Regions from separate parts of the Homo sapiens genome. Here regions 1 and 3 are each linked to region 2. A link is a loop called in an ENCODE intact Hi-C map of the cell type or tissue named here. Cell type or tissue: heart right ventricle. All regions are shown on one strand.

Evidence for each region. A loop is a pair of places that touch in the nucleus more often than their neighbours do. Peaks named below come from ENCODE experiments on the same cell type or tissue, not always from the same donor. Only the 100,000 strongest peaks of a DNase experiment are listed, where the experiment ranks them.
Region 1: a loop joins it to region 2, with 2.1 times the contacts of the local background. A loop is called at or near these places in 35 of 110 quality-filtered maps.
Region 3: it touches region 2 in a loop (2.8-fold over the local background); 34 of 110 quality-filtered maps call a loop at or near these places.

What each region holds. Positions count from the first base shown.
Region 1 is chr3:38,240,411-38,248,410 of GRCh38, forward strand. It overlaps OXSR1 (oxidative stress responsive kinase 1), which reads left to right. Exons shown (of 18, transcript NM_005109.3): 12 at 2,333-2,368; 13 at 5,665-5,811; 14 at 7,258-7,322. Among named protein-coding and RNA genes, the nearest start is that of SLC22A13, 21 kb to the right of the region's middle. In heart right ventricle, no CTCF peak of the experiment used is centred here; no DNase peak of the experiment used is centred here.
Region 2 is chr3:38,127,505-38,135,504 of GRCh38, forward strand. It overlaps ACAA1 (acetyl-CoA acyltransferase 1), which reads right to left. Exons shown (of 12, transcript NM_001607.4): 3 at 6,448-6,505; 4 at 4,422-4,501; 5 at 4,092-4,134; 6 at 1,786-1,884; 7 at 282-362. Among named protein-coding and RNA genes, the nearest start is that of ACAA1, 5.6 kb to the right of the region's middle. In heart right ventricle, a CTCF peak has its summit at 4,298; a DNase peak (open chromatin) is centred at 4,297; H3K4me3 peaks cover 126 bases; H3K27ac peaks cover 4,826 bases.
Region 3 is chr3:38,475,363-38,483,362 of GRCh38, forward strand. It overlaps ACVR2B (activin A receptor type 2B), which reads left to right. Exons shown (of 11, transcript NM_001106.4): 2 at 1,925-2,132; 3 at 2,499-2,608; 4 at 2,779-2,930; 5 at 3,013-3,156; 6 at 3,766-3,909; 7 at 4,316-4,464; 8 at 5,989-6,103; 9 at 6,836-6,974; 10 at 7,068-7,198; 11 at 7,776-8,000. The coding sequence ends at 7,970. Among named protein-coding and RNA genes, the nearest start is that of EXOG, 17 kb to the right of the region's middle. RefSeq lists an enhancer at 1,190-1,689. In heart right ventricle, CTCF peaks have their summits at 4,667 (motif pointing left) and 4,876; a DNase peak (open chromatin) is centred at 4,629.

The DNA of each region.
Region 1 (8,000 bases), 110 kb after region 2:
TTGGTGTGAATTCAAGCTTTGTAAAGTATGTGTGTGAATGTGTGTGTGCGTGTATGTATATACGTGTGTCTGTACTTGCATATATTTCTCAGCTTTGTCCACTGAATGGCCTGAAAGCAAAGAAACCCCAATAATGACATGCCTTGTATCCAGATAATGGTCTCTAATACCATTCCCCACTAAAGGGAAGCAGAGCTCCTTTGAGAAATGGTTGATTCCAGGGCTTGGGCAGGGAAAATATAAGGGGAATCTTGAATATTATGTTCCTTTGCCAGAAGGAAAAGATACTTAAAAAAAAAAAAAACAACTCATAAGGACACAAGCGCCAGCTCGAAGTTACTCCTACTGGCAAAATCTGGGACAATTTAACCACCAAAATAAAGTGCAATAATTAATTTTAAACAATTTAGAAAATAGCTATCTATGAGTCTATACCAATAACAAATACATATATAAACAAATGGGGGAAAAGGAATGGTTCTTCATTGCGGTAGGCTACCAAGTGCTGACCAGTAAATATGGACGAGTGTTGGAGATGGAAAATCATCATTTTACAATCATCGTCGCAAGGATAGGATTAGGCAGGAATCATCAATGAAGCTAAATATAGGGGGAAGTTTTGATAAGCAGGATATTTTCAAGGTCTTAAAGTGTGCCCCCACATATTACCTATTCACCACAAGGGAAAAAAATAAGGTTTTTTTATACTGGAGAAGTAGGAAAATTCCTTGACTAGGTGATTAAAATTAACATCACCAATGAGGGGCAGATGAACATGGGATACAGTAAGAAGGACACGTCAGTATGTAGAATTCCAAGTGGGAATTCATGTAAATATAATAATAAGGAAACATTAGATAAACCCCATGTATGTGGTGGGAGTGGAGGGACTGTATTCTCCAAAAATGTTGATGTTCCAGATTTTAAAAATCTAAGAAACGTGAAAACTACCTGCAATACATGATCCTAGACTGCATTTTATACTGGAGGAAAAACAAAAGGCTACAAAGGACATTAGTGTTGACATTTACGCTATAAATTAGATAAAAGTATTATATCATGTTAAATTTAATGAGAACTATAGTGTGAAGTTATATAAGAAAATATCTCATTCTTAGGAAATGTACACTCTGATTATTAAGTGGTAAACAGCCATGATATATGCAACTTATTCTCAAATGGTGTAGGAAAAATATATTTAGAAAGAGAAAGTGAGCACCCAAATGATAAAGCAGATGAGGGGAAAAAAGGTTAATAATAAATGAATTGGGGTAAAGAGTATACTTACGTTCTTGTATTGTTATTCTAGCACCTTTTCTGTAAGTTTGAAATTATTTACAAAAGTTTTTTTTTCTTGTAGTCTGGATGAATTCATTATTTACAAAGTTGTTTGTTTTTTTTTTTAAAAAAAAGGTTTTGGGTTGGTCACTTACTTGGTATGCTACATTAGCTATTACCTGAACTTTGATTACTCCTTAATGAAATGGTGATAAAAGTGTTAAAAAAAAAAAACCATCAATTGATCTTTGACATATTCTGACTAAGTCCATCATTGTCAGAATTTACCATAAATTGTTATTCGTTTAGAGGTAAGTTTTTTGGTAAACTACAGTGCCTGTATCCAGAATTACTGCTAACTTTTATTATTTACCAAATAAACAGCTTAAATTTTCATATGGCAGATTGTAATTGGTCATTTCCTAATAAATGTGGTTTACACCAGATATTTGAGACCTCACCTCAAGTATCAGTTTATTTCCACTACCTTTATTTTTGCTAGTGGTCCATGCTTTATTTTTGGACCACCCGTGTTTCTTTAGATACCAGATTCCCAAATATCCAACACCAAGAATAAGGGTAGTAGACTCTTTACATGCAGCTTTCAGATCATTTTTGGCTCAAGAGTTTTCTCCATTAAAGCTTGTAAACAGAATTACTCTGCTTTGAGAATGTGTTGGATAATTAGCTTAAAAGTTTAGGTTTGGTCTGGGATCTTATATACATAATATGTTCACGATTAGTAGAAAGAATTTTACTTTGGAGAATGTGACAGTCCCATTATGTATGCTTATAAAGCTCACAATTTTAAAATACGGAATTTTAAAATTGATAAGTACATTGATGTATTTGTTACAGGCTACCTGGACAAAAAATACAATACTATCATGACAGTTATTTTTTCCAGAAAACTTTCAGTAGACTTGCTGGTGAGTTAATATATGGATCAGAATTAAATGGAGTTGATTTGCATTTAACATCACTTGCAGTTTGGGACTGACTACAAGTAACCTGAGTTGTGAGTTAACAATCATCCTTTTTGTATTTCGTTTAGTCTCCCCGAGTGAAAGAATCAATATCAAATTCTGAGGTAAGTAATTGTGATTATTGAATCCTTGTTAAAGTAAATGTGCTTTTGTTTTGGTTTCAATTCGAAGTGCTTTTGTTTGTGCATATGTATGCTTAAATGGGAATGCAACTTTATACCAATCGAATTTTAAAAGTTGGCGTAAGGGCTCAGAATGTTCTTCCTTGCCTCTTTGATTTTGTGAATTTTTTATTTTTATTTTTGGCTTGGGCTGCTGGAAGTGAAAAGTTATTTATTTATTTATTTATTTATTTATTTATTTATTTATTTATTTTGAGACAGGGTCTTACTCTGTCACCCATGCTGGAGTGCAGTGGTGTGATCACGGCTCACTGCAGCCTTGACCTCCTGGGGCTCAAGTGATCCTTCCACCTCAGCCTCCTGGGTAGGTGGAACCACAGGCACACACCACCATGCCTAATTTTTGTATTTTTTTTAGAGATAGGGTCTCACCATGTTGCCCTGGCTGGTCTCAAGCTCCTGGGCTCAGGCAGTCTCCCTGCCTTGGCCTCCCAAAGTGCTGTAATTACAGGCATGTGCCAATGTGCCCTGCTGAAAAGTAGTGTTTTTGCATTAATTTGTTTGCGAATTTGTCAAATGCCACCTGTCCTTTTTGAATTCTTTCTTTCAGCCTCAGCCTCTTCTCTTGTGAAATAAATTCTATTTTCCGTGGTTACTGTGTCAGTATGATAGGAAATCTTGTTAAACAGATTCTTATTGGGCTGGTTTTCCCTATTCTCATTACCGGAGAAAGACAATCATTTCTGTGGTCTGTTCTGTCATACAGTCTTATTTCCGGCAGCATCTTCATTCTGAGCTCAGTATTTGGTTTTAACACATCTCTTACTCTTAAACCAATTCTATTCTTGCCTCTTTGCTAAAAAGTAACCTTTGTTTTTTCATTTATTTTGTATATAAAGTACATTTGTGTATGTGATTATGTACATTTGTTTACATAGAACTGTATTAAGAGTAAAAACAAATACTGTTCCTTCACATATTAACAGGCCGATATCTGTTAACTTGTATTAGAACTGTTGTTCACTTATATGTGTGGCTCCTCTTCTTGGTAGGGGAATTGCGTTTTCCTGCCCCTTGAAATTACATATGCCATGTCAGTTACTCTGGCCAGTGGCATGTTAGCAGAAGTGAGAACCACTCATGATTCCCCTTGTCTCCTTATTCCTGCTACCATGACCTGCATTCCTGAGTGAGGATGATACCGAGCTTGTTAGCCCCCGCTGGCGAGAGATAGACTTGAAGTGTGTCCAATAAACAACTGTTGTTTTAATCCACTGACACTTCAGGATTATTTGTTACTTCTAATTTAACCTATGTTGACTGATACTTGATTTCTCAGAAATTGAATGAGAGGCTATTTTACAGATTATCTAGTTTTTATTTTTAGTCTTCTCCTTGTTCCTTTGCCTAAATATCATCTCCACATGAACTCTTGCATACTCATATTCTCATGCTCATTACTTTGTTTTTAAATTTGCGATAAAATTCACATAATGTAAAATTTACCATCCTAATCATTTTCAAGTATATAGTCCAGTGGTATTAAGTATATTCACACTGTAGTACAACCATCACTACCATCCATCTTCAGAACTATTTTATCTTCCCATACTAAAACTCTGGCTATTAAACAGTAACTGCATTCTCCCCAGTCGCTGGCAACCACCATTCTATTTTCTGTCTATGAATTTGCCTACTCTAGGTACCTCATATAAGTGGAATTATACAGTATTTGTCATTTTGTGACCGGCCTATTTCACTTAGCATAATGTTCTCAGGTTCGTCAGTGTTGTAGCATATGTCAGAATGTCCTTACTTTTTAAGGGTCAGTAATATTCCTCTGTGTGTGTGTGTGTGTGTGTGTGTGTGTGCGTGCGCATGTACCACATTTTATTCATCTGTCAGTGGACACTTGGTTTGCTTCTACCTTTTAGCTGTGGTCAATTATGCCATTGTCAACATAGGTGTACAAGTATCTCTTTGAGACCCTGCTTTCAATTCTTTGGGGTGTATACCTAGAAGTGGAATTGCTGGGTGTATGGTACTTCTATTTGTAATTTTTTGAGGGACCATCATACTGTTTTCCATAGAGGCTGCACCATTTTACGTGCTCATCAACGAGGGTTCCAATTTCTGTGCATCCTCTCATTACTTTTAAAAATATATCCTTTCCATCTTTACTATAGATAAATGTAAGTACATACAATTTGGAAGCTAATAGTCTTTTGAAATAGTATTAATAATTAACATTTTCAAAAGTAGTCTTAAAGGCCTACTTTTTTGTAAAAATCTAGAACCAATGAGTAATTTATGACTTCTTATGTATGAAGTTAAATGAACACAAAATTTTATTCCTTGTCTCCTTGATTTTGCTTATGTAATATCACCTATTCAGCCTGTACTATTACTCTTTGAATTTTTTCTCTTTCAACTTTACATTTTGGCTATTGCATCGTTTTTTCTCCCCCAGTAACTGCATAATTTTGAATATGTTTAACTTGTTTTTATACTCAGTATCAGTCATTTCCCCCAAACTACATAATTAAAATTTATGAACTATTTCAGACATACAAAATAACATATATAAAATATCTTTTTTTAGTTTTAAAGCATCACATTCACTTTTAAAATGCATTTCAGATATGTTAAGGAATTATTGGTTGATTGTCTTTGTAAGAAATACAAAGTCCTCATGCATGGAAAAATATAGCTTCTGTAATTTTGTATTACATACTTAAATCTGTATTTTGGAGGTGCTGTTTTGCTGGGCAAAGGAATGGAATAGATTTTGTTAAAGATAAATATAATGCAAACTGAAGACAGACACAAAAGACTATATATTATATGATTCCATTTATATGAAATATCCAGAAAAGCAAATTTATAGAAATTAGGATCAGTTGTTGCCTATGGCTGGGTGTGGAAGCAGGAACTAACTATAGGCATGAGAGGACTTTTTGGGGGTGATGGAAGTGTTCTAAAACGATTGTGGTGATGGTTGCACAATTCTATATATGGTACAAAAATCGCCAAATTGTACAGTTACAGTGGGTAAATGTAGAGAAATATAAATTATACCTCACAGAGTTGTTAAAAGTTTAAAAGCCTAGAAATATTTGACTTCCGTTTGGAATAGATATATTCGGAGTAGACACAAAACCTGTACACTACCCAAAAACTACTTTGAAAATATCACCCTGAAAGGCTGAACTTGCTGTCAGCAGACCTGCCTCCCTTTCCACACAACTTAAGCAACACTGTGTGTGTTTTTGTTACAGCTCTTTCCAACAACTGATCCTGTGGGTACTTTGCTCCAAGTTCCAGAACAGATCTCTGCTCATCTACCTCAGCCAGCTGGGCAGATTGCTACACAGCCAACTCAAGTCTCTCTCCCACCCACCGCAGAGCCAGCAAAAACAGCTCAGGTAAAGCCGGGGATATGGTTTCATGGTCACTCCTTTGGATAGATGAAAAGAGCAGATATTAACGTGGAATATAACCTAATGTAATCAGGTTAATGTCTTGGTAGATTTTGAAACAAGTTAGAAATTCTGTCTTCACATTTTTAAGCATGTACAGGTAAGAGAATTTTACAAGGATCACATGCAGGTTTTTAAGCAACAGAATAAGTTAATGATGGAAATATTTCAAACATCAAAAATTTTGGGCTAATTTCTTGTCAGCTTTGTATTAGATAATTACATTTAACTTCAGAATGCAGCTCATGAAGTTCAACAGAGACTAGGAGAATCGATGGCTGTACTGTTTTTGTTGTTGTTGTTCACTCAGGCTTATACTTTTTATTAATACTCTTTGTTTTCTGTGGTTTTTCTCTATTACTCTTTTTAAGTTATTTGTCAATTTTGTGAGGGTTGGTTTGTTAAGTCCGGGTATTATAATCTGTAAATCATTTATCCAGGTGCACACAAACTTTATTAAATCATACTTCATTGAGAGCAGCCAAGTGAATGAAGGCCCCGTAGTGGGCTGCTACATGCTGTGTAACTCCTTCTCTCCCTTCAATAAACCTCAGACACTGCATACAACATGTGGCCCTATGGTACATGGTTAAAGTAAGACTTTCAACGTCCATTTATTAAATATTAGAAGTTCCATTTTCTTGTCTAACGTTTTAGATGAAAAGAAATATAAATTAAAGGTCTGATTTTTTTTTTTTTCTTTTGCACCCCAGTAGATCATCTCGTGTTCTGCCTTTGGAGATCACTGCTTTGAGCATTTCCAATTAGTCATGGCACTTACTTCATTTAACTTTGCATCCCTCAAGCTTTCCATTTCTGCTTGGCATATGGGAAAAGATACAGTTGTCTTAGGAAAATTGATGGAAAAATTAGATTCATTTTATAAACAACTTAAATCGAATGCATGTCCTCCCATAAGCAAGCGCTGTACAATTTTCAGAGAGGATTAGTTTAGCCATAAAAAGACTGGAACCTATGTATGGGTTGGATGGATTTCTGAAGGGCAGCTGGTTCAGGGTCTACCTTTTGTACTGCCATATGGTGCACTGGCAGATTTTTTAAAAATGAGAAACCTAGCTTTGTGTTTTTCAGTCTTGTAGAGGGGAACAGGGGTCTCAGAAATATAAAATGTAAATGTGGCTATATGTGAAATTTCATCTGGGCTTGAGAGTTTTCTTTCTCATTGTGTTGGACTTAAACTGACATTCAGCTTTTGTTGCTGCCTTGGAGTGCATGTCCTCCTCCAGCAGGGAATGTCCTGGGGATTAGTATGACCTCAGCTGGAGATGAAGAAAATTGCTGCCAAGTAAATGATTCCTCTGCCAGTGACCATTAGTCACCTCCCCACTTAATGTTTCAGGCAATGACTGTATACCTTTCAATGCTTTTTAGGCTTTGTCTTCAGGATCAGGTTCACAAGAAACCAAGATCCCAATCAGTCTAGTACTAAGATTAAGGTAAGTAGACATTTTTTGTTTTGTTTTCTTTTGTTTTCTGAATATTCTGCATGTGCTGTAATAGTCTGTGCCTGAGAGTAACTGGATAGGATTGTATGTCCTCCAGCATCAAGCTCTGTTTGCTTGGTGGTGTATTATTTTTCCCCAGAAATAATAGCAACAGTGTGAGGACCTGCATGTTAGCAGGTGTTGTGACTAACTGATGCACATGTTCTCTCAGTTGTTTCTGTGCTAATTGGTGATGAGTTTGTGTATTTACAGTGTAGCTAGTTTGGGTTAGGAGGTGTAGCCTGTAATTGAGGAACAGTTTTTAGGGGAGCAGCACTAACTGGCTTATCTGAAGATCAGTCTTATAATTGTGACGAGGTAAACTCTGAGATCAACTAACCCAAGAGGGGAGCACTTTTTGATTGTGGTAGATCAAATAAAGGCCTTGTTTTTAGAAGGTTAAAAGGAAACTTCTAAATGTTTTTGTAGTCTGTTTCTGTTTTGCAGCAAGTACCCTAAATTGGTGGTTCTTGGTGGGAACATATAGAGAGGTCCTGACAGATTGCTCAGCAGGAAGTGCCATAGGTAGCAGTCTGTTCATTTTAACTCCCTGCCCCGCCCCCCCCGCCCCTAGCACTAGTAGCTGGATTCAAATTCCAGAGCTTTCTTGTCAGAATCACTATGGCTGTT
Region 2 (8,000 bases):
TGTCCAGTCCCCAAACCGCAGCCAGAAAATAACAGAGGGGGAAACTGAGGCCTAGCTAGGGCAAAGTCAGGGTGAACAGACAGTAATAGAACCTGGAAGTACTACCAACTCACAGTGGCCCTGACACTTCCTACTTCCCACCCCCAACCTGGGTGGCACAAGGCCTGGAAAGCACTCACTGCCCAGCAGTAACCACGAAATGGTGCCACTTCAGACCACTTAGATAGACTCAAAACCTCACTCTCCAGCCCTTTAAACATTCCTCCCCAATCAGCACTCACTTCTGCTGGGAAGCCAGGGCAAAGGTATCCTGCTTCTCCCGTGAAATGCCAAACCGCTCAGCCACATTCTCAGAGGTTATCCTAGAACACAAACAGCAGATAGTGTGGGCATTGGTCTGACAGCCTAGAGGAAGGGACCAGGCTGTAGAGCTGTGCTTGGAACTTTGGGTTCCCAAGGCTGTAGGCAGGACAGGATGTAAGGGCCAGTCCATGCCACAGACAGTAGTGATGACTCAGGATATGGTACAGCCTGCCCTGAAAGTGGATATAAAGGCACAGATAGGGAAGTCAGCAATGCTGGCCAGATCCTGAGAAGCTCATACACCAAAGAGACTTTCTTCAAGAGAGGGCAGCCTGCATGGGGGCAGTTGCAGAAAGGAGTTTGTTCCCTGGGTGAGCTGCCTCAGCGCAGGGTAGAAAAGGAGCAGGGGAGGGCCTGGGTGGGGGCACTAGTTGGCTACTCCTGGCCAGCTTCTCCTATGCCTCAAGGAAGACTGCTGCAATGTAGGGAGATGAGGACTCCCAAATCTCCTCTGGAAAGGCCAAACCTAAGCTTCCTGGTCACCTTGGCTGGGGTCTATGCTTATCCTGAGAACCTAGAGCCACAGCTAGGCCTTCCAGCCTGGGCTTCTGGCTTTATAGGCTTCCCTTGGAGATACAGTATGTGAAAGAAGCCATGGCACTGCCCCTCTCCAAGCCTCAGTCTCCTCATATGTCTAGTGGATCCAGGACTCCTGGCCCAAAGACCCTGGGGATGGCCCAGAGGCTCAGAGAAGCTAAAGTGTTCCATACAAATGCCACATACTTTTCTTTTTTTCTTTTTTGAGACAGAGTCTCCCTCTGTCACCCAGGCTGGAGTGCAGTGGCACGATCTCAGCTCACTGCAACCTCTGCCTCCTGGGTTCATGCCATTTTCCTGCCTCAGCCTCCCAAGTAGCTGGGACTACAGGCGCTCACCACCGCGCCCGGCTAATTTTTTGTATTTTCAGTAGAGACAGGGTTTCACTGTGTTAGCCAGGATGGTCTCGATCTCCTGACCTTGTGATCCACCCATCTCGGCCTCCCAAAGTGCTGGGATTACAGGCATGAGCCATCGCACCCGGCCAAATGCCACATACTTTTCTTGTTGCACCTGACAGGGCCCAATTCCCCTCACCAGCATGTTCTGTCGTCACAAGCTTCCCACTGCCTTCTCAACTTTCTAGGCCCCCAAGGCTTTGGAGTGGAGCTACCATTGTCCTTCCTATGACTGAGCACCTCAGTGTGGGAGTGACAAGGTGGGCGATGTTTGGAAACTCGGGGGCACAGAGAGGACCTGGGGCCTTCAGGAAATGGAAGTCAAGGGCAACATCAAGTCTCATCCCCAAAGTCCCTGCGGAGCAGACCATGCCCAAAGGAAGGAGGCCAAGGCTTGGCACCACCAGCCACAGAGATGATAAAAGTTCCTTGGCTCCCTGCCCCAGGCAGAGAGGGCACAAGCACACAGAGCTATGGGAGCACTCACCCCATAGGAATCAGGCAATCTCTGGCCTTCTCCTTCTCCATCAAGCGCGAAGTAATATTTCCAGGGTTCCCTCTGTCAGCCAGGGACATGGACTCCACCCTGGGGAGGAGGAAGAGGAGGAGAAGGTAAGGTGAACTGGGCCCTAGCAGGACTCCTCCAGAGATAGCTGAACACTTGGCAAGTGCTAGGAAATAGCCAGGGAGCCCTAGGAAGACCAGTGGGCCTCTGGGAGTCACAGGCAGGGCACTTGGCCAGCAAGGCCCAGCCACGAGTACTGAGCCCTGTCTCTATTTCGACCCCCACCCCAGGACAGAGCACTGCACAATAAACACTCCTGGGGGCAGGGCTATGCTTCCCTATACACTGCTAAATCAGCCAACTGGCAATTCCAGAGAAAAGCCTTCTGCTGTCAGCCACAGAGGAGGAAACACATCCACAAGCCAGGGCCTGCCCTCAGGGCCCACAAATTCAGAAGGGAGAAGAGACAATTTGAAAGTAACCACAGGCCGGCTGTGGTGGCTCACGCCTGTAATCCCAGCACTTTGGGAGGCCAAGGCGGGCAGATCATGAGGCTAACATGGTGAAACCCCGCCTCTACTAAAAATACAAAACATTAGCCGGGCATGGTGGCAGGCGCCAGGGTGGGAGGCTGAGGCAGGAGAATGGCGTAAACCCAGGAGGCGGAACTTGCAGTGAGATGAGATCGTGTCACTGCACTCCAGCCTGGGCGACAGAGCGAGACTCTGTCTCAAAAACATAAATAAATAAAATAAAAATAAAAGTAACCACAAAGCTGAGCTCAAAGGGCATTCAGACCTGCATAGACAAGGAAGTGCTACGAGCTGAGAGGAAGGAGACGGCAGTGTAGTGTGGTCAAAAAAGGGCTTTGAGGCCATGGGGGACCCTAACACCTCAAGGGATGATAACAGATAACCTTGACTGAGTGCTTTTCACGTGCCCAGCACTATTCTGAATTCTTTTGAGATATTAGAGTGCTTCAGTGTCAGTCACATGACAGACAAATACTCCACAGTGTAAACTGTTGCTATTACTCCATTTATTCTTCTCAACTTCAACAGAGCTGAGCTAGGTATCCCCATTTTATAGATCAGGAGACTGAGGTCTAGAGAGACTGTATAACTTATCCATGGTGACCCAGCCTGGATCCACATTTAGGTAGTCTGGTCCCAGAGCCCACTTCCAACTAGAGTGCCCTGTGTTAAATACTTGCTGATCAAAGTCTATGGAGAACAGTCAGCCTGTGATGTGGGTGTCAGGCCTGGCCCAGATCTTAATATCCTAGTACCATCATCCTTAACCTGCTTGGGAATCAGATACTCTCTAAGAAACTCATAAAAGCTCCAGCCCTTCTCAAGTTATCCATGCCACCTCTCACCCAGTAAGATAGAAGAGCATGAGAGAAATCAAACGGCAGTGGCCTTTGCCCAGCCAAAGTCCTTGCAGAGTGGTCTTTGGCTTTATTTACAACTGTAGACATAGGTCATTACAACTCAGTGACAGCTGCCACAGCCCTGGGACAGGGGCCAGCAATGCGTCCTCTCAAGAAATACCCTAAAGAGGATGTGAAAGGCAGCGGAGGCATGTCAGAACCCTGGGGCTGCTCACCTCCCCCAGCCTGCCAAAGACCTTACTCCCCTGCCCTCCCAGCACCAGATGCCCACCCAAGCCTGGGCACCTGTGCCCTGACCTTCCCTGGAGGCACTGCCAAATACAACTTCTGCAGCTCCATTTGCTGCAGCCAATGATGGAGCCACAGTCTAGGTGAAGGTGACAGTGACCAAACCACCACAGATCTAATTATGTCCCTCATAGCCCATAAGCAGCTGGAAGTTTCCACACTGGTTCCAAGGTGGGGAGACAAAGGGACAGACAGCCTAGTAAAATGAACAAACTAGTTATACAGTAGGCGCTGTCCCTGGCTTTAGGGAACCCAAACTGCAACTTCTCTCTCAGCAGCATCATGAATCAACAAGGGCCCCCAAAGGAAACCCAAATGCTGGATTTTCTCAAAATGTTTTCCCACCTTTTCCAGCCTGAAAGATTTCCAAGAAAGTAAGCTTTTAGAGGCCAATTCCCCTCCCCTGCTAGTGCTGAGAGGTGTGAGTGATTCCTGAGCAGCCAGAGTTGGTAGCCACTCTTAACCTGCATTTGTGAGAACCCACTCGTGGCCAGCTGCCTAAAGGGGATGGGGGGAATCCTGAAATCATGGCCTCTGAGAACTCAGATGAAAATTAGTTTTATTGTCACAAGTTGGTTAATAAGCTCCGGCAGAAAAAAATTCTTACCCACAGGCCATGCCAATGTCATAAGACCCATTTCTGATGCCACCTGTAACAAAAGCATTTCATAAACATCCTTTGCCAGAGTCCACCTGTTCTGGAAGCAGTGGAGCCTCTTCCCCACCTGGTCTCTAGATGGGACTCAGCCCCAGCCTCAGAAATGGAAGACCCAGGAGTGTTCAGAAAAGGCTTTGGGCAGTGGTAGGGGGCGCTCCTGCACTCTTTCTGTGGTTAGAGTCCTCAGAAATGGTAATTATTGCTTGCCCGGCAGACAGCGACTTTGCTGACCCAAACCCACAGGTCCAGGACCAAGGCACCCACCCAGTCATAACTTACCTGCTATGCTGGCCACTGCCTGTAGCCCCGACGAACACTGTCTATTGACAGTGGACAAAGGCACAGTCTCCGGGATGTCACTGAAACAGAAGGTGAGAAAGTAGAATCAGCCCCCAATTCCATGCCAGGCTCTCATGGAAAGCAGTCCTATGCTTCTAACTGCCCCCCTCAAGGGATGTAAAGGGCAGGGGAACAAACCCAGCAGCTCTGCTCCCATGCCAGGCCAGATCCATGGAATGGGGGTGAGCAGCTACTGGGCAGACCCCATCTCTGCAGGCACTTGCTCCCCAGGGCCCCACAAGCACATTCCCTTCTACTCCTATGAGAATCTTCAATCAAAGACCAAGCACAGCCCAAAGGCAAGGGAAGCCTGTTTGGGCCACAGGGATCCTTCTCTCTCTCTCCCTTTGAAGATTCAGAAATGAAAACTGTGTATCTCTGTTTCCCCCAAAAAACAGAGAAAAGGAACTGCTGCTGGGACAGAGCACCAGAGCAAAAGAAATGCCTAAAGTCTGAGGCCAGGGACCACTCGGCCTTACCAGTAATCATATAGCTAACCCTGCATGTTCCCATGGACTCTTGAAAGCCTGATCCCACCTAGACGAAGCACTCTGATGGGCATCATATATTCTAACATCCATTGCTCTGGTAGGTTCCCCAAGACTCTCATACTGGTCTTAGCCCTGGAAGCTAGTAGGGCTTCCCCTCCTGATGTAACCTGCCTTGGCCAACAGTACAAAGCCCTAGGGAAATTTCCAGACCTCCTCAGACCCACAGACTCAGAATCTGAGGGAGTGGAAGCATCCTGGTGATTCTGGTGTGTAGCCAGAGTTGGGAACCTCTGAACTAGTGCCCAGGCCAGGCTCTGCAGAGACTCTCTCAGGGGGATAGCCTCCTGTGCAGCCTGTTTGACCCTTCCAGGGTCCCTTAACTCCCTAGCAGGTAGTTACCATTCCTTCACTCAATCCACCAAGTGTTCACTAAATACCTACTTACCACAAGGCATCACCTGAGGGATGCTGCGATGCTTATAACACTGTGCCCTAGAGGATGCCCAACCAACACACAGAAAATGAATCAACTATCAGAGACTGAAATAATAGGGCAAGAGGGCAAACCACATCACAAGGAAGTATATGGCTACTGCTGGAGAGGAAGGGGCTCTCAATTTCAGCCTGAGAGCCTGGATAACTCATGCCAAAATGGTGAGACTGTGTTTAGGCAGGGTTTGTCTTTCTGTCTAGGGCAGAAAGAGGAGGTAGGGCTAGCACTTCAAGGAGACAGAATGACCATATCAGGGAAGACAGTAGGCCCACAGCCGGCTGAACGAAGAAAAGTCAAGGTGAGTAAGCAGCTAGGAGATGAGGCTGGAAGGTAAGTCTGGAGCCAGATTGTAGGGGGCCTTGAACTACAGGCTGGGCAGTCTAAACCTCTCCCAGTTCCTAGAGGGTTGTTTTCCTGTTCCTTCACTAGCTAATGTTCCTATTTATTTATTTATGCATCTAGAAGTACAAAGCCAAGCAGTTCTTAAATCTACACATGAAAATAATTTAAGCACTCTTTACCCTGCAGGCGCTTAAAGGAAAGTTGACCAGGTCTCCTCCTGAGGGTCCTCCTTCCCCATGGTTCTGCCCTATCCCAAAGTCTCTGCTAGTGGGATATGACTGGAGTTCTCAGCTCAACTAGTAAAAAGGCTGAAAGTCACTTTTCAGCATTCTTACTTGATTACTCACCTGACAAATGAGGACAGAGTCCACACTCACAAAAGGCAAATGACAACCTGGCTTTGGCTAAAAATCAAGCTACAGAGAACTTCTGCTCCAGTCCCAAAGGTTTTGTGTATCGTGGCTCAGCACTTCAAAGTAGGGGAGAGGTTGAGTCCACAAGAGCAGGGAGCCAAGGACTCTCGTTGCCTCATTCTGGTGTCCAACCTTATCCTCCCCAACCTGCACACTGAGTTTCCTGGGGCCTGGGCCCAGTAAAGTGTCAAAATGGCCAACCCATGGCTAGAACTAGAAAAGTTTACCTCAGAAACTGGGCGATTCGGGCCATGATTGCCCCGGCCCCAGGCTGCAGCACATTTCCTGTGGACAACAAACTTTCATTCAGTGCCAGGCGGTGGTGTTCTGGGCACTAAAGTATAGCTGTGAAAACCAGAGATGAGGCATTCCAGATCTTTCTTCGGGACACTAGCCCTTGGCAGGCTCACTTGCAACTCTGGAACATCAGGGTTTGGGGCAGGGAGAGCCAGCCATACAACAGCTTGTCCTGGTCATCCACCAGCTCCTGTCCCTGAGGGTCCCACGCTCACTTGCCCATGCACCCAGCTTTTCCAAATCAGCACAGATGGGCAGGTTGTCTGCCCTTAAAAGTGAAATGGGAGTTTCTGAAAATGCACATCTCCCCAGGTATCCTCCTGTGAGCCCTGCTGTCACCCCAGAGAGGTGGAACAGTGATTGCCGACCTAGGGGTGGCATCCGCTGGATAAGACTCTTGCCATATCATATTGCTGTATTTCAAGGTGAGGGGTGGAATAGAGGGCTGGACTGAAGATTGTGGGGAAAAGAAAGATCAGATTGTTACCGTGTGTATGTAGAAAAGGAAGACATAAGAAACTCCATGTTGATCTGTACAAAGAAAAATTGTTTCTGCTTTGAGATGCTGTTAATCTGTAACTTTAGCCCCAACTCTGTGCTCACAAAAACATGTGCTATATTGAATCAAGGTTTAAGGGATTTAGGGCTGTGCAGGATGTGCCTTGTCAACATATGTTTGCAGACAGTATGCTTGGTAAAAGTCATCGTCATTCTCCATTCTCTATTAACCAGGGACATGATGCACTGTGGAAAGCCGCAGGGACCTCTGCCCAAGAAAGCCTGGGTATTTGTCCAAGGTTTCCCCCCACTGAGACAGCCTGAGATATGGCCTCGTGGGAAGGGAAAGACCTTACTGTCCCCCAGCCCGACACCTGTAAAGGGTCTGTGCTGAGGAGGATTAGTAAAAGAGGAAGGCCTCTATTTCCCGCACATCCCTGGGAACGGAATGTCTCGGTGTAAAGCCGACTATTGGTTCTATTTACTGAGATAGGAGAAAACCGCCCTGTGGCTGGAAGCGAAATATGCTGGCAGCAATACTGCTCTGTTACTCTTTGCTACACTGAGATGTCTGGGTAAAGAGAAACAAAAATCTAGCCTACATGCACATCTCAGCACAGTACCTTCCCTTGAACTTATTTATGATGCAGATTCCTTTACTCACATGTTTTCCTGCTGACCTTCTCCCCACCATCACCCTGTTCACCCCGTTTTGCCTGAAGAGGGCCTGCCCCTCCACACCTGTGGGTATTTCTCGCAAGGTGGAGACGAGAAACTGAGAAAAGAAATGACACAGAGACAAAGTATAGAGGAAGAAAAGTGGGCCCAGGGGACTGGTGCTCAGCAATTGAGGACCTACACCAGCACTGGTCTCTGAGTTCCCTCAGTATTTATTGATCACTATCTCTACTATCTTGGCAAGAGGGATGTGGCATTATATACCATTACTATAAGGTAATGGTGGGGAGGGGGTCAACAGGAAAAA
Region 3 (8,000 bases), 350 kb after region 2:
ACTGGTCAGGAGGCCATGCATTTTCCTTTCACAGGTGTCAGAGCCTAGGCCACCTGGTGCAGGATGACCAGAGCTGTGGCTGGGCACTGCCATTCTGATTGGGTGACATTTCGGACCCTTAGGTGCTACCTGGATCCTTGAGATTCGTTGCTTGCTCCTGCCCCTGGAAGAAGCATCCTGTCACTTCAGGGAGTTGCAGAAAGGGGTTGGGTTTGACAGGAGAATGGCCGCTCCAGTGGTGGGGGGCTTCTTTCACCTGACAGCCAGTCAGTATCCTTCTCTCTGGGGTATACCCTGGGAAATCAAGCTCTTTCCTCATGAAGGCCAACAGTAGGGGTGGAGATGAGCGTGAGGATGTCCTTAGGCTACGCTAGTGTTCAGGGTACTTTGCCCTCCCCCAGGGTCAGGGCAGGGTTCGTGTTCTTTCCTACTCCAGTCAGCCTTTCAGGCTGATGGCGAAGTAGGGCTCTTGGCTGCTGGTGGGCTGGCTGTCTGGTGGGATTGACTCTGACCCCTCCCTCCTTCCTGGGATGGGAATAGTGGTAGGAGAAGACCAGCCAGGAGTGGTGCCAGGTCACTGGCCTATGTGGGCCCAAAAAGTGTGGATAGGATGGCTGGATGCTTGGTGCAACTATCCTCTCGGGTGTCTGTGTGGGGTTCTGGCAGTGAGGTTGTAAATGCCACCACCTGCCTCCATTGTGGGCGGCCTATAATGGGGTGCTGGCAGAGCTCTCAGACAGAACCGAACCTCCTTTGGCATCTCCATACTCTTTCCTATGTCAGGGCTATGTGGTTCCTGCGGGTAGTGGGAGTAGACTGGGGCTGGGACTGGAGGTTGTTTTGTAGGGGATGGTGAGGAAGATGGATTTGGGGAATGTTTGAAATCAAGTTTGAAGGAAAGTGTTTGAATGGGCAGGTGGGGGTTGAAGTCGTTGTCCACCTGGATGGCACTTCCTGCAGCAGGTGGAAGGGGGTTCAGAAGTGATGGGGAGTGCCCTGGGGTCATCAGGAGCCTAGCCAGGAGAATGATCTGTGATTGCAGGTTAAGCCACCAGCTAGCTCTCCTCTGCCTGAGGCATGTATTCCCCTTGGTGACTCTGGGAGGCTTACCCTGTACACGCAGGCCTCATTCCTTAAGTTCTCCAGCCCTGCCGAGCACCAGGTGTGGTTGCTGGGTGTAGAAAGGACACTTACAGGGTCCTTTCCATTCCGTATGGGCAGGGAGTTGTGGAGGACCCACTGGCATGGTCTCCCTGGGGAACTGTTGTGAGAAGGGGGCTTGGGGGCAGAGACAGGAGCAGCAGGAAGCCACTCCCCTTTGTAGTTTTCCCAGGTGGTCCTTGAGATCTTTATCACAATCACCTGAGACAGACAGGGGTGATTAAAAGCACATATTCTGCCCCCATTCCCATTGGGATGGGTCTGGATTGGGCCTGGAAATACGTATTTGAATGAACACTGCTCCCCTTTCCCACACCTGCAACATACAGTGATTCCGATGTGCACTGGGGTTTTAAGGGGGCCTCTTCATCGGTTTCTGCTGCAGCAGGGAAGTAGCCCCCACCCCCACGCAGGAGCCTCAGGTGTTGGTGCCCTTTCTGTGCATCTGGACTCTGTCTGTCTGGCTGTTTATCCATCCTTCTGTGGCATTAGGTTTCCTGCCTCCTCCCTTTTGCTTAGGCCTAGGGGCAGCTGTGATGGGCTGCAGAATGAGGTGGGGGCTGGTGCCAGCTGGCACACGTAAATTAAGAGGTGTGGGACGGATGGGTGGCCTACGTCCAGGGGTGAGTGCAGGAGGTTGGTGACCCCAACCCACCACCCGGCCTCCCTCCCTCAGGGTGGCCTGGCACCCAGGACTGGGAGTAGGGGTTTGGGTGGTGGTCCCAGGGGCATGCTCAGTGGTTCTCTTTTCTCTGGGGCACAGGCTCTGGGCGTGGGGAGGCTGAGACACGGGAGTGCATCTACTACAACGCCAACTGGGAGCTGGAGCGCACCAACCAGAGCGGCCTGGAGCGCTGCGAAGGCGAGCAGGACAAGCGGCTGCACTGCTACGCCTCCTGGCGCAACAGCTCTGGCACCATCGAGCTCGTGAAGAAGGGCTGCTGGCTAGATGACTTCAACTGCTACGATAGGTACCCCAAGACTTGCCCTCCTTTCCTCTTGGACCCACCTGCGCTTATACTGCCCACTGGGCCATTTGGGTCTCAGGATGTCTGAGTGGGAGATAAAGGACCAAGAAGGGGCTCTTGAGATGGTAGCCATGGCCCCACGCCCTTCCACACCCTATTTGTCCTACCTTAGCCCTGAGGAGGGGTCTCAGTGTCAACCCCTGGCTGTTCTTCCTTGGCTTTGGGTCTCCTGTAGGGGAGGTGAGTTCACACCGTCCCCCTGGTGTTGCCCATGAGGTGCTCTGTCTGTGAGGAGGGGTTGGCAGGGCAGGCCTGGGGGAGTCTTGCATCCCCCAGGTGAGGGGTATATGGAAAATTCTGTGCCTCCAGGCAGGAGTGTGTGGCCACTGAGGAGAACCCCCAGGTGTACTTCTGCTGCTGTGAAGGCAACTTCTGCAACGAACGCTTCACTCATTTGCCAGAGGCTGGGGGCCCGGAAGGTAAGGGGGCAGTGTGGAAGTGGGGCCTTGAGTCAGCCGACCTGGGCTTCTTTGGCTTGGAGCGCTTGGCTCCTCAGTTGGGTGGGGTGTGGCTACAGGGCCCTGTAGTCTGGCTCTGGAAGTGTGAGGGTGGGCAGACTGTTTGACACAGGGCTCTGTGTGTCCCCCAGTCACGTACGAGCCACCCCCGACAGCCCCCACCCTGCTCACGGTGCTGGCCTACTCACTGCTGCCCATCGGGGGCCTTTCCCTCATCGTCCTGCTGGCCTTTTGGATGTACCGGCATCGCAAGCCCCCCTACGGTCATGTGGACATCCATGAGGTGAGACAGTGCTGGCTTGGGGCAGGGCAGGATAGAGGTGGGGAGGACAGGCCAGACCTTTTTAAGCCTTGCTCTCCCCCAGGACCCTGGGCCTCCACCACCATCCCCTCTGGTGGGCCTGAAGCCACTGCAGCTGCTGGAGATCAAGGCTCGGGGGCGCTTTGGCTGTGTCTGGAAGGCCCAGCTCATGAATGACTTTGTAGCTGTCAAGATCTTCCCACTCCAGGTGAGTGTTTGAGGGGCTCCATCCAGGTCCTCTGCCTCCACTGTAGCTTGAACTGGAGGCTCTCCTGACCTGGGGCAATCCAAACCCCAAATAATATTGTGGTATGAGAGAAAAGTGAGCCTTACTGGGCCTAGTTACTCATGTTACACTTGGCTGGTCTGTAGATTTCATGCAACTATGGAATTTTATCATAGGACTAGGGTAGGGCTTTGCAAAACCTTGATTTGCCCCGGTTACCAGGGTTTTGTTTTTGACATTGGGTTCTTTCCAGCGGCCCTGGACACCAGGTCTGGCTCTGCCTCATTTGTTGGGTGATACGGGGTCACTCACACCCCATGCATGGACCTTAGTGGCCCCATTTGTAAATCGAAGTGCTAGCCTTAAGTGATCTCAGGGATCACTGTTGGCCTCATGCTCTGGGGCCTAGCTTAATACAGGTCTTCTCCTGGTCCCCTTACAAATGCTGAAGCTGGGAGGCTGGGGGGTGGGGATTGGGCTGGGAGGCTTGAGGGTGGGGAATGGGGAATGGTTGTTCTGCTGTAGGGCAATGTGACTGCAGCAGGGCTAAGCCAGCCACTTGTCCCCCCAACCCCTCGCCCCCGGCCTCAGGACAAGCAGTCGTGGCAGAGTGAACGGGAGATCTTCAGCACACCTGGCATGAAGCACGAGAACCTGCTACAGTTCATTGCTGCCGAGAAGCGAGGCTCCAACCTCGAAGTAGAGCTGTGGCTCATCACGGCCTTCCATGACAAGGTGAGCCACACCCATCAGAATGGACTCTGAGAGGAGATGGAATGTCCCCTTGGTGGCTCTCCATAATATGATGACCCCTTCCCTGTGGAGGTGTCCACCATGAAGTACTCTGCCCCGGTAGCACTATCCACTATGGGGTTACTCCTGCCATAGGTGTGGACATTGGTTCCCCTATGATAGGAACCTCTCACCCTGGGATAAGTTTTTATGATAAGAGTAGTGACTCCATGATTCCCACCCCTAGCCCTCCCTGCCTCCTGGCCTCATCCATCTTCCATATCGATTGTAGTAGCCTTCCAGGAGAGCAGCCTAGCCATTGGCCCACTGAGACTTCTCTGCCAGGGCTGGGCTGGGTCCTGTCCTGTACCCAGAATCTGTGCTCAAGTTCTGTGCTGTCTTCTCTCAGGGCTCCCTCACGGATTACCTCAAGGGGAACATCATCACATGGAACGAACTGTGTCATGTAGCAGAGACGATGTCACGAGGCCTCTCATACCTGCATGAGGATGTGCCCTGGTGCCGTGGCGAGGGCCACAAGCCGTCTATTGCCCACAGGTACCTGGGTCAGCAGGTGCCTTTCCTGCACTTGACCTGGAGCTGTGGGAAGGGTTGGTGGGCGAGAGCAGTGTCTGGAGATGTCTCAACTTCCTAAACATACTTACCCTGCTTGCTGTGTGTCCGAGGCAGCTGGGCACAAAACCTGGCCTTCCCACTGTGTCCTGGGGATGGCATGGCCTCCCAAGCTGGTTTTTGGTGCCCTCTAATGGCCACATGAAGTGCTGACTCCATTACTTTGGTTGGAGAGTTGGCTCAGTAGTTCTCAAATTTTCTAGTTTAGGATCCCTTTATACTCTTAAAATGACTTTTGTGTAAGTGGATTATGACTATTGATATTTGCTGTATTTGAGCACACCCACACATCCCATTCGCTGTCAGAGTGAGGACATCACATCTCATGTAGCCTCGGGAAAACTCTATGCTCCTAAGAGAATGAGCCTTATAAAAGCAAATAAATGAAAATAATTTTGACTTTATAGATTCCCTTGGAACAGTCTTAGAGATCTTCTGGGGTCCTCGAACCACCCTTTAAGAAACTCTGGATGAGCTCATCACTGTCATGCTTACTAAATGGCAGGCAGTGCTCTAAACACTTGAGAAGTATCAATTCATTTGACCTTCATTACCGCCCATTGAGACAAGTACTGTATTTCTCAGCTCTGTCTTGCAGATGGAGGAACAGTAGTACAGAGAAGTTGAATGACTTAGCCAAGGTCTTGTAGCTAGTTGAGTCTGGTTCTGTGACTGTGAGGGAGGGGAATGAACCTCAAATTCCAGCGTTCAAAGCTGAAGGGTCCCTGATGGTAATAACAGTAATGACATAGAAGGTAGACTGTATGAAATTGCCGTTTTTATAGGTCAAAAGGTTGAATGTTGTCTCTGCTATATGGCTCAACTTAATAGGAATACCTAGTAAGTATGCCAGGTGTGGCCCTAAACATTTGCACTTACCACTCAGTCGAATCCTCACAAGGCTGAGACAGGCACTGGGGAAACTGAGTACCACAAGTAGCTTTGCTTAGTTAGAGGTGGAGCTGGGTGCATGCAATAGCACCCTTGCTCCAGCCGGCCTTCATGGTGAGCTTGAGACCCTAAGGGGTCTCTGCAGGATCCTAGGAAAGCTAATATTAAATTCCTATTCTCATTCACATTCCAAATGCTGTAAATTCTTCTCAGAAAACTTGCATCCCAGGCCAGTGTGCCTGTCCACAACCCCTCTGAGAATATATGGGCTGGCCTTTGATAGTGTGGGGACTGGGACAGGGTCTGCCCAGCCATTAGGGTAGGTGTTGCTTTGCCAACCCTGGGGGAAGCCTTCCATCTGAAGTGCACTGAGGGATTCTCACACCCATGTCGGCGCCTGCAGCTGCCTGCTTGTGCTGCTTCACCTCTGCACCCCAGGTAGGGTGGGATGGCCTGGTCTGGGGCCTGACTCTAGGGCACAGACTCTAGTATCTTGGGAACCAAGGTGGGAGTTGGATCATGATGTTAAGCTTTATCTCTGCCCACTTGTTTCCACAGGGACTTTAAAAGTAAGAATGTATTGCTGAAGAGCGACCTCACAGCCGTGCTGGCTGACTTTGGCTTGGCTGTTCGATTTGAGCCAGGGAAACCTCCAGGGGACACCCACGGACAGGTAACAGGCCTCACAGGGCAGGAAGAGAGGGACAGACCCAGGGTAGATACTTTGCCCTTTTTGTGCTCAGCTGGGGAGGTGCAGGGATGAGGGTGACTGCATGCGTTCAGAGCTGTCTGAGAACTTAGAGCAATGCTCTTGTTTGACCAGTGGAGAAACCAAGACCAGGAAGGCAGTGTAGTTTAGCTTCCGTAGGACAGTCAGCTGGGAAATGTAGAGATTCCCCACTGGGGTTTTGACCACTAGTCCTTGCAATCTTAGTCTTTCTCTCACTTTTTTAGTTTTAATTCCTAAGACAAAACAAAGAAATGTACTAAGGATCCAAACAAAGAACCTGGAAAAAGTAACTAAAAATTAAACTTAGGAAATCATTCCTAAAACAATCACTGTTATTATTTTTTAAGTGTTCTCCTTCCCTCTTTGTTTTTGGTCTTAATCTCAGTCAGATACATATCATCTGTAGTTCCTTGTATTAATTTGGTAACAATTCCATTTTAGATTACTATTATCTCCAGGATATAGTATTTAAAAATTATTAGCCAAGTATAATTGATGCTGTGACCTCTTGTAACTGTTGTGAATGTGGTGAATCGAGGTTTGCTATCATTGATAACCTGTCTGAATTGCTCTGTCTTGCCCGCCATCTGGTGCACAGAGGCTGTAACTCCCATGTCCCAGCTGTGTGTGTATGGCCAGTCACTGTAAATCCTGCCCTCCTCTGTCCTCACATAGGTAGGCACGAGACGGTACATGGCTCCTGAGGTGCTCGAGGGAGCCATCAACTTCCAGAGAGATGCCTTCCTGCGCATTGACATGTATGCCATGGGGTTGGTGCTGTGGGAGCTTGTGTCTCGCTGCAAGGCTGCAGACGGTAAGTAGGATGGCAGCCCTGGGCATCCTAGATTGAGTGATAGGGAGCAGTGGGACCTTAGAGTGATCCTGCCAGGCTCTCTCTTTCTCCTAGGACCCGTGGATGAGTACATGCTGCCCTTTGAGGAAGAGATTGGCCAGCACCCTTCGTTGGAGGAGCTGCAGGAGGTGGTGGTGCACAAGAAGATGAGGCCCACCATTAAAGATCACTGGTTGAAACACCCGGTAAGGGGCCTGGTTCAGGCAACTTTGCAGGGGGGTGGAGAAGGGAAAACCCTTCATGTGTAGCAGGTAAGCTGAAATCAAGGGGGAATGGGCAAATAGAAAGTCTGCGACGTTCCCTGGACTCTAGGGATGTGTTCCAGGGGTTATGGGGAGTGAGGTAGGATGATGTCCTTCTCCTGATCCCCACTTTGACTGAACTGCTACATTTTGGGCACTTGTATGGTTTGGGCTTCCAATAAGATTTTGTTTGAATATCAGCACTTCAAGGCAAGTAGTGGTGTCTATCCTAGTAGGGGCCTTGGTGTCTCCTTCTCCCTCCTGTGTATGTTGAGGTTCAATGAACCTTTCCTAGGGCTGTGGAGTGAGGCCAGTAAGCTCAGAAAGATGACTGCCATGAAGGCAGGCATGCTGATTCCTGAAGTTTTCCCCAGGCCTCTGCTGGTGGACCTGCTGCTGTGGTTGGGGCTGGTGGGCTCTGCCTGATCCTTGGGAATATCAAGTTTACTGTCCCCCAAAGCTTTTCCTCACTGAAGGGTCCTAACAAAGGTGTCTTTCCTGTCTGCCCTATGCTGCTTAGGGCCTGGCCCAGCTTTGTGTGACCATCGAGGAGTGCTGGGACCATGATGCAGAGGCTCGCTTGTCCGCGGGCTGTGTGGAGGAGCGGGTGTCCCTGATTCGGAGGTCGGTCAACGGCACTACCTCGGACTGTCTCGTTTCCCTGGTGACCTCTGTCACCAATGTGGACCTGCCCCCTAAAGAGTCAAGCATCTAAGCCCAGGACATGAGTGTCTGTCCAGACTCA